2 separate regions of the Homo sapiens genome follow, and region 2 is linked to region 1. A link is an interaction called in ENCODE POLR2A ChIA-PET data of the cell type or tissue named here. Cell type or tissue: K562. All regions are shown on one strand. Links, peaks and the distances in the headings refer to the core of each region. The heading gives the core; the rest is flanking DNA.

What was found. ChIA-PET counts read pairs that join two places held together with the same protein. Peaks named below come from ENCODE experiments on the same cell type or tissue, not always from the same donor. Only the 100,000 strongest peaks of a DNase experiment are listed, where the experiment ranks them.
Region 2: POLR2A ChIA-PET joins it to region 1 with 10 read pairs; 3 of 35 experiments call an interaction of 5 or more read pairs at or near these places.

The regions. Positions count from the first base shown.
Region 1 is chr11:118,399,516-118,404,886 of GRCh38, reverse strand. It overlaps ATP5MG (ATP synthase membrane subunit g), which reads right to left and starts at 3,281. Exons shown (of 3, transcript NM_006476.5): 1 at 3,170-3,281. The coding sequence starts at 3,221. The region is part of intron 3 of LOC100131626 (a long non-coding RNA gene); the gene reads left to right. RefSeq lists enhancers at 1,508-2,098, 2,557-3,420, 3,541-3,620. In K562, for the core only: a CTCF peak has its summit at 3,045 (motif pointing left); DNase peaks (open chromatin) are centred at 3,296 and 3,506; H3K4me3 peaks cover 2,628 bases.
Region 2 is chr11:118,162,707-118,168,077 of GRCh38, reverse strand. It overlaps SCN2B (sodium voltage-gated channel beta subunit 2), which reads left to right. Exons shown (of 4, transcript NM_004588.5): 4 at 992-5,272. The coding sequence ends at 1,191. Among named protein-coding and RNA genes, the nearest start is that of SCN2B, 11 kb to the left of the region's middle. In K562, for the core only: no CTCF peak of the experiment used is centred there; no DNase peak of the experiment used is centred there; H3K27me3 peaks cover 3,614 bases.

The DNA.
Region 1 (5,371 bases), core at 277-5,276:
ATAAGTGACTGGATAAATAAATGGAGAAGAGACAAATCTTTCTCACAGAAAAATTCTATTTATGTAGATATTCCCTCCTACAGGGGATGGAATCCCCCCACTGTAATCACACCTTGCCTTTATGGGATAGGCTTAGTTATTTGCTTCTATAGAATAGAACACGGAGAGAAAAACAGTAACTTTACAGTAGAGGAACCTATAACCAAGTGATGAAAGCTTGTATCACCAGAGATGTCACAGGAATATCATATACCTCCTGACATGTGATTAGGGCATCTCTTCACTGTGGTATTTCCTCAAAATCCATAGTGCCAAACTAAGCATGAGAAAAACACCAGACAAATCCAGATTGAGGAAATTCTTCAGGATACCTAGACAGATACTTTGACAAGACAGATACCTAGACAGACAAGATACCTAGATACCTTAAAACTGTCAAGGTCAGGAAAGATGAGGGAAGACTGGGAAACTGTCCCAGACCAGAGGAGATTGGGAAGACATAGAAACTAAATGCAATGTGGTACACTGGATTGGATCCCGGAACTGAAAGATTATTGGAAAAACTATTGAAATACAAATAAAGTCTACAGTTAAGGGAAAAAAAAATCAGATTCTATGATCTTCCTAGGCAAACCTGATGATAAATTTACTTATTTCCATAAGCTTTTTTGACCCCCAGGGGAATTAACAGATATAGTCAGTAATTTTTATTAAATATTTAACATTCACATTTAATACACTAGCCTATGTATGTTATAAAGCAAAATGTATTTCCACGTTAACATTCCAGCCCAGTTGAGTCCTCCTTTCTAAGTACTTTTGGAAGAATAACAAGTTATCTTTCAATTATTTACAACGGAGGGAAGGGTTCATATTATATATTTCATAACAAAAAAATTACCTTGGTGTTACTTTTCTTTTTAGATCACAAAAATTAGTTTGCAATTCCTTAATATGCGCCACCTAAAAAATGTGAAAGCCACACCAGAAAAAAAATCCACTTGAAATATTAAGAATTGTGCCTTAAATCACCCACAAAGTCCAGAGTGAAGCCTCTAATCCTTTTTTCTCTTTAGTTTTTTTTTTTTTTTTTTTTAGACGGAGTCTCGCTCTGTCGCCAGGCTGGAGTGCAGTGGCGCAATCTTGGCTCACTGCAACCTCCGCCTCCTGGGTTAAAGAGATTTTCCTGCCTCAGCTTCCCGAGTAGCTGGGATTATAGGCGCCTGCCACCATGCCCGGCTAATTTCTGTTTTAGTAGAGACGAGGTTTCACCATATTAGTGAGGCTGGTGTCTAACTCCTGACCTCAGGTAATCCACCTGCCTTGGCCTCCCAAAGTGCTGGGATTACAGGCGTGAGCCACAGTGTCCAGCATTATTATTTTTTTTTTTTGAGACCTAGCCTCGCTTCGTCGCCCAGGCTGGAATGCAGTGGTGCAATCCTGACTCACTGCAACCTCCGCCTCCGGGGTTCAAGCGATTCTCCTGCCTCAGCCTCCCAAGTAGCTGCGATTACAGACATGCACCACCAAGCCTGCCTAATTTTTGTATTTTTTGTAGAGATGGGGTTTCACTATGTTGGCCAGGCTGGTCTCGAACTCCTGCCCTCAAGTGATCTGCCCGCCTTGGCCTCCCAAAGTGCTGAGATTACAGGCGTAAGCTACCGCCGCAGGGCCATCTCTTTTGATTTATATAAAATTGTAGAGCTCTATGACAGGTATCTTAACAATCTTAGTAAAGTAAAAGATTTTCTTGCAAGCTTATGAAATTATTTGGGAAAATGTGTAAAATGTTTCACTAGTAGGCTGTGAGGTTCTGCAGGACAGCCTTCAATAACTCATAGTTTGGCTGGTGATGGAGGGAAGGGAGGAGAGAATGGATAAATTACCCGGCTGGCGCTGTGGCTCACACCTGTAACTCTGGCACTTTAGGAGACCGAGGCGGGAGGATCCCTTGAGCCCAGGAGTTAAGAGACTAGCCTGGGCAACATGGTGAAATCCCGTCTCTTAAAACATACAAAAATTAGCTGGGTGTGGTGGTGCGTGCCTGTGATCCCAGCTACTCAGGAGGCTGAGGTGGGAGGATCGCTTGAGCCTAGGAGGTGGAGGCTGCAGTGAGCTGTGATCTGCACTGCACTCCAGCCTGGGCGACAGAGTGAGTCCCTGTCTTCTAGGAAAAAAAAAAAAAAAAAAGAAAGAAAGAAAAAGAAAATACCCAAACCAAACTCAAACACAGCAAAATAGGCTAGAAAGTATTACATTTTTTTTGAAGTTCTGCTTTCTATTCACATTTCATAAACGTAGGCAAAAGTTAAGAGATCCGACCTTCAGTCACTTACTGGAATACAGCACATCTAGGAAAAACTTACGTCAATTTAGCTTATCTCACTTCAGGAATAAAATGAATAGCTTGCCACTGAGAAGACAACTGAAATATTTACTGGCCAAATAAACTAGTACTCAGAGGCTGTGATTATTCAGGGTTGTTGTGAAATACAGCGGTCTACCAGTGAGGCTCTTCAAGCTGAAAAAATTCCACGAATGCTAAGCTTCGTAACAAAGATTATTGTTTATACGGATCCCGTCCTATGCTTCTCGGGGCATGGATACTCATCCATGAAGTCCATTTCCACCTAAAATTTCCCTCGGATTAAAGCGGAAGTATCTTAGAATCCGTCTAGGACAGAAAGCAAAGTCAACGTTCAAAAAAGCTCACCCATCCTTAAACATTTCTGTTGACTTCCAAATACTCCACTGAGAACAACACCACATGTAATGAGGCCGAATTGATTTACTTTCACGTTTCTGCCCTTCCTTTTCTTAGCTCTCCTAACAGAACCATCCCCTCTAGATCCCTGCTCTTAGCGATCTCAGGGGGCGTAATGGTTGCAGCTGCCGGGCAACGCCGGGCTTCCTTCACACTACCTCTCTTCCCAGTCGTGGTTAGAATTCAGGAACTTCTAGGTTGTGTAGAGAACCCAATCTGCAGGTCAGACGAGTGGAAGGCTAGAAAAGAGTCGCCAACCTGCTTCCTGCTCCCTCCACCTGCAGGCCATCCCGCCCCGGCACCCGCAGGCCCCTCGGGTCTTCGCAGCCCGCTTCTTCCTCTCAGGCCATCGCAGGCCTCCCTGCCGCCCGTGTGCCCGCCTCGGCGGTCTCACATCGCGCTCACCGTTCACCAGCGCCGGGGTCTTCTCCACAAGGTTACGGACAAATTGGGCCATGGTTCTGGAATGGAGAGTCCGTCGCCCCGAACCGCCGGCTGAATGTCACCCGCCGGAAGGACCCGCTGCAGGACCCCGTCCCACTTCCAAGGTCAGGCCGCCTCTTTTCGCGCCGGTCGAAGATACTTAAATGTCCAAAGATCTTTGCAGAATCCAGCCTGTCAATTTAATTTTTCAACATGGAAGAGAAAGTGGATATGAAAAGATGGTATTAGAGAGCATGTGAAGAACAGTAGGATTCCGCAGAGAAGCAGGCATTTTGTGGGGCAGCCACTCGTAGAGGTCCGGAAAACCGGCAAGGAGCGGAAATGCGCATGCGCCCTGAACCTGCAGTGCTTTTCTTGGCGCCGACCTCCGCTATTTTGCGTAGGGTGCTTTCGCCGCGATTCTGAGAACCTTTGAAGTCAGTACTGGAGAAGGATTCGCTGAGATTCTTCTAGTCCAACACGATCGTTGTACAGAGGTAGAGAGGGTCCAAGGCCAAACATATAAAGTTAGGGGCCGAGCAATCACCACACAGGCTGTCACCAGGCTCAACCCATAGCCCTTTTTATTTGAGACAGTCTCGCTCTGTCGCCCAGGCTGAAGTGCAGTGGCACGACTTCGGCTCACTGCAACCTCTGTCCCCCGGGTTCCAGCGATTGTTGTGCCTCAGTCTCCCTAGTAGATGGGACTACAGGCGCCCGCCACCACGCCTGGCTAATTTTTGTACTTTTAGTAGAGACGGTGTTTCACCATGTTGGCCAGGCTGGTCTCGAACTCCTAGCTTCAAGTGATCCACCCGCCTTGGTGCTGGGATTACAGGCGTGAATCACCGCGCCTGGCCCCATAGCCCTTTTAAAGTTGATTTTTTGTAATCCCAATCTCCCCAAAGTGCTGTATCACGATTGGAATCCATTTCCCCTAATTCCCTAGTTAACCACAAGGAGCTGTGCAGATGTGAGGAAAAAATCACCTGTATTGAACGCCCACACTATGCCAGGCATTTTGGAATTTAAAGAAAGCCTGTAAGGCATTGTCCCCATTGAGACTGGGCTTGAAAAATGGCCACACAGTTTGGAAGTGGCAGAGTTGAGATCTGAAGTTGCAATGTATACTCAGAGAGGGGGCATTCCATCAGATTAGGCATGGTGCTGATTTCAGCATACTTCCTAGAAAAGATCCTTGAGCCGATGTGTAAGAGAACAGCTGTATACTACAGAGGGCTGAAACTTCATAGTTTAATATGAGGAGGAAAAGATGTATGTAGGGAAGTGGCATTTGATGAGAGGAACAGAACTATAAGTAATGTAACCTGGGGAAGTCTGAGCAGAAGTAAATCTCCGATTTTTGGAATGGTTAGAGAGATGGAAAGAAAAATTAGAAGTGTAATCAAGGAACTAAGAACTTTTCAATGAAGGAGTGATTCTGCTGCCCTAGATACTGCAGAAAAGTCAAATTAAGGATGGGAAAGTTAATTTAGCAATATGGCAATCTTTAACTAACTAGCGCCTTTTCAAAAAATTAGGATAGAATCCAGGGTGAATGGTGAAGAAATATGGCTGTAAAGGATTACAAGTCAGAAAACCAAAGGGGGATGTGGAACTCAGGGGAGAAATTGAAGACAGAGAAGAGGCAGTCATTTATTTATTTAGAGATGGGGTCTTGCCACATTGCCCAGGCTGGCCTGAAACTCCTGGCCTCAAGAGATCATCCCACTTCAGCCTCTTGCTTAGCTCTGGGATTACAGGCACAGGCCATCCTGCCTGATAAAAAGGGATATTGACAAGAGCCCTGATGAGGCAGGAAAAGAGAACTAGCCAGGGATCTATGGGGCCTTTTCCACAGATGTGATTATGGGAGAGAGGTCTGAAAGTCTTCAAAGTCTCTGAAGTCTTTATCTTCCCAGCAAAATGAAGGCAAAGTCATCGGACTGTGAGGGGTCAATGGGAGGGGGGTATGAGAAGGAATTTGAGGAAGGAGGCCAAAGTTTGGAATAGCTGAAGGACACACAGAAGGGTTGTTGGGCAACGTTAGAGATAAGTTTGTGGTTGTACCATTCTAAAAATTGTGTTTTTCCTCCAACAATGGTCTGCAGTTTGGATATTACAGCAGAGGGGAATGGCTGAGTTAATCTAGGCTGACATCTTGCATGGCAGGGGTATGGAAAC
Region 2 (5,371 bases), core at 112-5,111, 240 kb after region 1:
CTGGGGTGCCAGCTGCGGGGCCCTGACCTTTCCCACCCACCTACTCTCTGCGGCATTTGCTCAGGGCACTTTGGGGAGGCCAGGCCCTCCTGAGGATGGGAGCAACCATTTGTGCTGCATAGAAGGAATCCATTTTCTTCCCTCTAGTCCTCAAGAACCTGGGAACATGTCCCAGAGAGTCCTGGTAATGATACAGAATATAATCCCAGTCTTAATAATGGGGCTTGGTGTGATGGCTCACACCTGTAATCACAGCGCTTTGGGAGGCTGAGGCAGGCAGATAGCTTGAGCTCAGGAGCTCGAGACCAGCCTGGGCAACATGGCAAAACTCCATCTCTACAGAAAATGCAAAAATTAGCTGGGCATGGTGGCTTGCACCTATACTCCCAGCTACTTGGGAGGCTGAGGTGAGAGGATCATCTGAGCCCAGCAGGTAGAGGCTGCAGTGAATCATGATTGTGCCACTGCACTCCAGCTTGGGCAACAGAGCAAGACCCTGTTTCAAATGACAACAACAGCAATAATAATGATGGTGATGATGGCAGCTTTCATTTATTGGGCACCTCTATGTCTCAGTCATAGGGCTAAGCTCTGTTTATGCATTATCTCATCCTCATGAAAACCTTTGAGGGAGGTACTATTATTAAGCCCATTTTACATGTTAGAAAACTGAGGTTAGAGAGGATAAGTTACTTAAGGTCACGCAATTCGTAAGTTGTACAATTAGGACTCAAATTTGGGTCTGTTTGATCTTAAAGTTCATGCTCTTAAATACTTCATCACACTAGCTCCTCTGGGGGCTTTGGGTGTCCTGGGATTTGGAGGTGGCGGCGCTTCAGGGTCAGTCACTGGATTGCTTTTCGGCTTTGCTAAAGTCCTGTCTGTGGAGGAGAGTAAAGTCAGGATGGTTCCACGCATGCCACGGGTAGTGGGGTGATGGGGGAGGCCCCTTTCCCAGCCCTGGTGCTCAGTGGCTCTGCTTCCTTTCCAGAGCCCCCTGAGCGGGACTCCACGGTGGCCGTGATTGTGGGTGCCTCCGTCGGGGGCTTCCTGGCTGTGGTCATCTTGGTGCTGATGGTGGTCAAGTGTGTGAGGAGAAAAAAAGAGCAGAAGCTGAGCACAGATGACCTGAAGACCGAGGAGGAGGGCAAGACGGACGGTGAAGGCAACCCGGATGATGGCGCCAAGTAGTGGGTGGCCGGCCCTGCAGCCTCCCGTGTCCCGTCTCCTCCCCTCTCCGCCCTGTACAGTGACCCTGCCTGCTCGCTCTTGGTGTGCTTCCCGTGACCTAGGACCCCAGGGCCCACCTGGGGCCTCCTGAACCCCCGACTTCGTATCTCCCACCCTGCACCAAGAGTGACCCACTCTCTTCCATCCGAGAAACCTGCCATGCTCTGGGACGTGTGGGCCCTGGGGAGAGGAGAGAAAGGGCTCCCACCTGCCAGTCCCTGGGGGGAGGCAGGAGGCACATGTGAGGGTCCCCAGAGAGAAGGGAGTGGGTGGGCAGGGGTAGAGGAGGGGGCCGCTGTCCACCTGCCCAGTGCTTGGCCTGGCAGTGGCTTCAGAGAGGACCTGGTGGGGAGGGAGGGCTTTCCTGTGCTGACAGCGCTCCCTCAGGAGGGCCTTGGCCTGGCACGGCTGTGCTCCTCCCCTGCTCCCAGCCCAGAGCAGCCATCAGGCTGGAGGTGACGATGAGTTCCTGAAACTTGGAGGGGCATGTTAAAGGGATGACTGTGCATTCCAGGGCACTGACGGAAAGCCAGGGCTGCAGGCAAAGCTGGACATGTGCCCTGGCCCAGGAGGCCATGTTGGGCCCTCGTTTCCATTGCTAGTGGCCTCCTTGGGGCTCCCGTTGGCTCCTAATCCCTTAGGACTGTGGATGAGGCCAGACTGGAAGAGCAGCTCCAGGTAGGGGGCCATGTTTCCCAGCGGGGACCCACCAACAGAGGCCAGTTTCAAAGTCAGCTGAGGGGCTGAGGGGTGGGGCTCCATGGTGAATGCAGGTTGCTGCAGGCTCTGCCTTCTCCATGGGGTAACCACCCTCGCCTGGGCAGGGGCAGCCAAGGCTGGGAAATGAGGAGGCCATGCACAGGGTGGGGCAGCTTTCTTTGGGGCTTCAGTGAGAACTCTCCCAGTTGCCCTTGGTGGGGTTTCCACCTGGCTTTTGGCTACAGAGAGGGAAGGGAAAGCCTGAGGCCGGCATAAGGGGAGGCCTTGGAACCTGAGCTGCCAATGCCAGCCCTGTCCCATCTGCAGCCACACTACTCGCTCCTCTCCCAACAACTCCCTTCGTGGGGACAAAAGTGACAATTGTAGGCCAGGCACAGTGGCTCACGCCTGTAATCCCAGCACTTTGGGAGGCCAAGGCGGGTGGATTACCTCCATCTGTTTAGTAGAAATGGGCAAAACCCCATCTCTACTAAAAATACAAGAATTAGCTGGGCGTGGTGGCGTGTGCCTGTAATCCCAGCTATTTGGGAGGCTGAGGCAGGAGAATCGCTTGAGCCCGGGAAGCAGAGGTTGCAGTGAACTGAGATAGTGATAGTGCCACTGCAATTCAGCCTGGGTGACATAGAGAGACTCCATCTCAAAAAAAAAAAAAAAAAAAAAAAAAGGCAATTGTGCGGAGCCAACCATCACTGCCATTACACTCACATTCAATGGAAATTGATTAGGCCTGAGAGAAGGAGCAAGAGGCAGAAACACTGACTCTGAGACCATGACCTTGGAAGATCCTCAGAGATCAACTAGCCAAGTCACTCACTTAAAATGGGGAAACTGAGGTTCCAACTGACAGAAACTGAGGGTCCTGCCCTCTTCTCTGGCTCCTCAGTCTCCAGTTTGAAGCAACAGAGCCATCATTTTCCCAGTGGGAGGGGCCTCTGTGTCCTGGTCTATGATGGGGCGAGTTGGAGGGGTGGGCTTCTCTAGCCCTGCCCCCTCCCAGGAGCCCAGCCCCTCTGGCCAGGACTGAGGAGGAGTGGAGGGAAGCAGGGAGGGAGGGAGCAAGTGTGAAGGGCACAGCTGCTGGCAAATGCCCCATTCCCTGCCCCAGCACTTCCCAGCCTTTCCAGGAGCTCTGCCCCACCCCTACTCAAGGAGTCAGGTGCCCAGGGTAGGGAATAAGTCTAGGAAAGGGGGTGGAGACAGGACCGTGACAGTCTCAGGGACCAATCCCTGCCTCTGCCCATCAGATTGCCAATTTGGGGAGACAGCAATATCATCTGGGAGATTCAGCTTAATTTGCTTCAATTCAGCAACCATTTATTGAGCATCTATTATGTGCCAGGCACTGTGCCGGGCACTGGGGATATACACAAAGCCATAAGCACTGGGGACTGCCAGGTTGGCACTGTAGGGACCAAGATTAACTTTTTGGTGCATCTAATTCCACCTCTGCAAGACACTGCTTCCAAGGCTACAGTTGGGGAAGATGAAGAGATTCTAGAATCTGTGCCCTGGGAAGGGAGAAACAGCAGGGAAGAGGGGCAATACAACAGGGTCAAGGGTGCAGAGGCCAGGCAGAGTGGGTGCAGAGTGGGGGATGGGCAACCAGCCTGGTAACACCTGGGTGAGGTGAGCGAGTCAAGCCCATCTGGAAATGCTAAACTCATCAGCTCAGTACCTAACTGCCAATCAACACACTGCCAATGCGGGTGGGCTAAGCCGCCAGGATGCCTGCAGCAGATGGACGCTGCCCATCCTTGAGCCAGCCAGCTGGGGGCAGAGAGGTGGGTGGCGGGCACCTCATGCCAGCTGAGACCAAGAGTGGTTGTATACATTTCTGCAGCTTGCAGATTTCATTTTTTTGGTCACCCTTTAAGTGTCCTTCTCTCCCAGGATGAGTGAGGAGCTGTGCTGATGTTGGGAACTTATCTTTTTCCAGGATCCATAACATTTAGGGGAATTATTTGCGGGCTTTCCTAGTGTATTCTAAGAAGTTCTAACTCTCCATCAAGAAGCCCAAGATTCCTGGAGTCTTTTTTTCCTCTGCCCTGATCAACTGGGGCCCAGGAAAAGCAATGTCTCTTCACGGGCCTCAGGGCCCCAGCAGATGGGGCTGGGTCAGGAACCATCTCTGTCCCAGGTGCTCAGCCCTCATATGCATTTTCTTCTGGAGCCTCTTAGAATCTCCTCCAGAGGACTCATAGAGCTGCCTCCCCCAGGATGGTGAAGTTGGGAGCAAAATGGGGCTTCTGTAAGTAGAGGTGGAAAACCAGAGAGATGTTTCCACAGCAGCCATTTCCCTACCCTGTTTCCTAACTTATGCTGACAAGTTCTTCCTCTTCCTACCGTGGGGTTCGAGCCCCACTTCTGGTTGCATGTTCCCACCACCACGCTCTGCTGGTTTTAGTCGGCTGACTTTCTCAACTGCCCCAGCCTCTCCTGCTCTCTCAGAACCTCCCTCTGCCCCCACCCCCCATCTGTCTCTTCCTCCTAATTAAGGGCCACTGCAAAGAGAGACGGGCTGGCTAACCCATGGGATTTAGCTTATAAGAACAAAGCACAATTATTCAGGACTGAACTGCTTTGAGGTGCCTTGGAACTGGCTTTGGAAATAGCTATCTGCCCCCTAGCTATGGACTCTTCACAGTTATTTCCAGTTTATAAAAAGGAAAAGCTGATCGGATCCATGTTTCTCTCTGCGAGTCTCCTTGGGGAGGTTGGGCTGGTAAATATTTGCAAGGTCAGGTTAAGCAGACAGACAATTGAAAATACTGGGCAGGTCCAAAAGGATAGTTCCAGGCCATAGGAATGGCTTGGTGCAGTTAACGGGTGATGAAGCAAGAAATCTTCCTTCCTACTTATGTCTTAAAGATGGACAGCCTGTGTCTCTTGCTGTGCCTCTTGCTGGCGTCTTCCTTTATTGAAGCTTGCTGATGCACTGTACATAGTCTCTCTCTCTAGGTATAGATATATTATATATACAAATATCAAACATCTCACCACACCCACCCCAAAAGTTACACTGTGTGTGTGTGGGGAGGTGTAATAACTTCTCAGTGTTTTGAGTTGATTCACCAAAGGCAAATTTTGGAATGTTCTTGCGCTTTGTGCACTTGGAGGGGAAAACCCAACTACATATGCACTTTCTTGGTTGTGTGTGCTATAGAGAGGTTGGAAGGGGTGGTTGGAAGGGGAGAGAAACTGAGATGGCCCTCTGTGACTCGACTGCTGGGATGTATCTGCTTTTGGGAGCAGACTGAGTTTCTTTTGCAATTTGTCTTATTGTTTGGGTCTACTGGCAACAATAAACTATCTCCCCTGAAAATCCCTCGAGTGTGGCTTTATTCAGGGGTTCAGGGCAGGGTAGGCTGATGCTTCACCAGGATCTTAACTGGAACCCTAGGTGCTCCTTTCCTGGTAATCC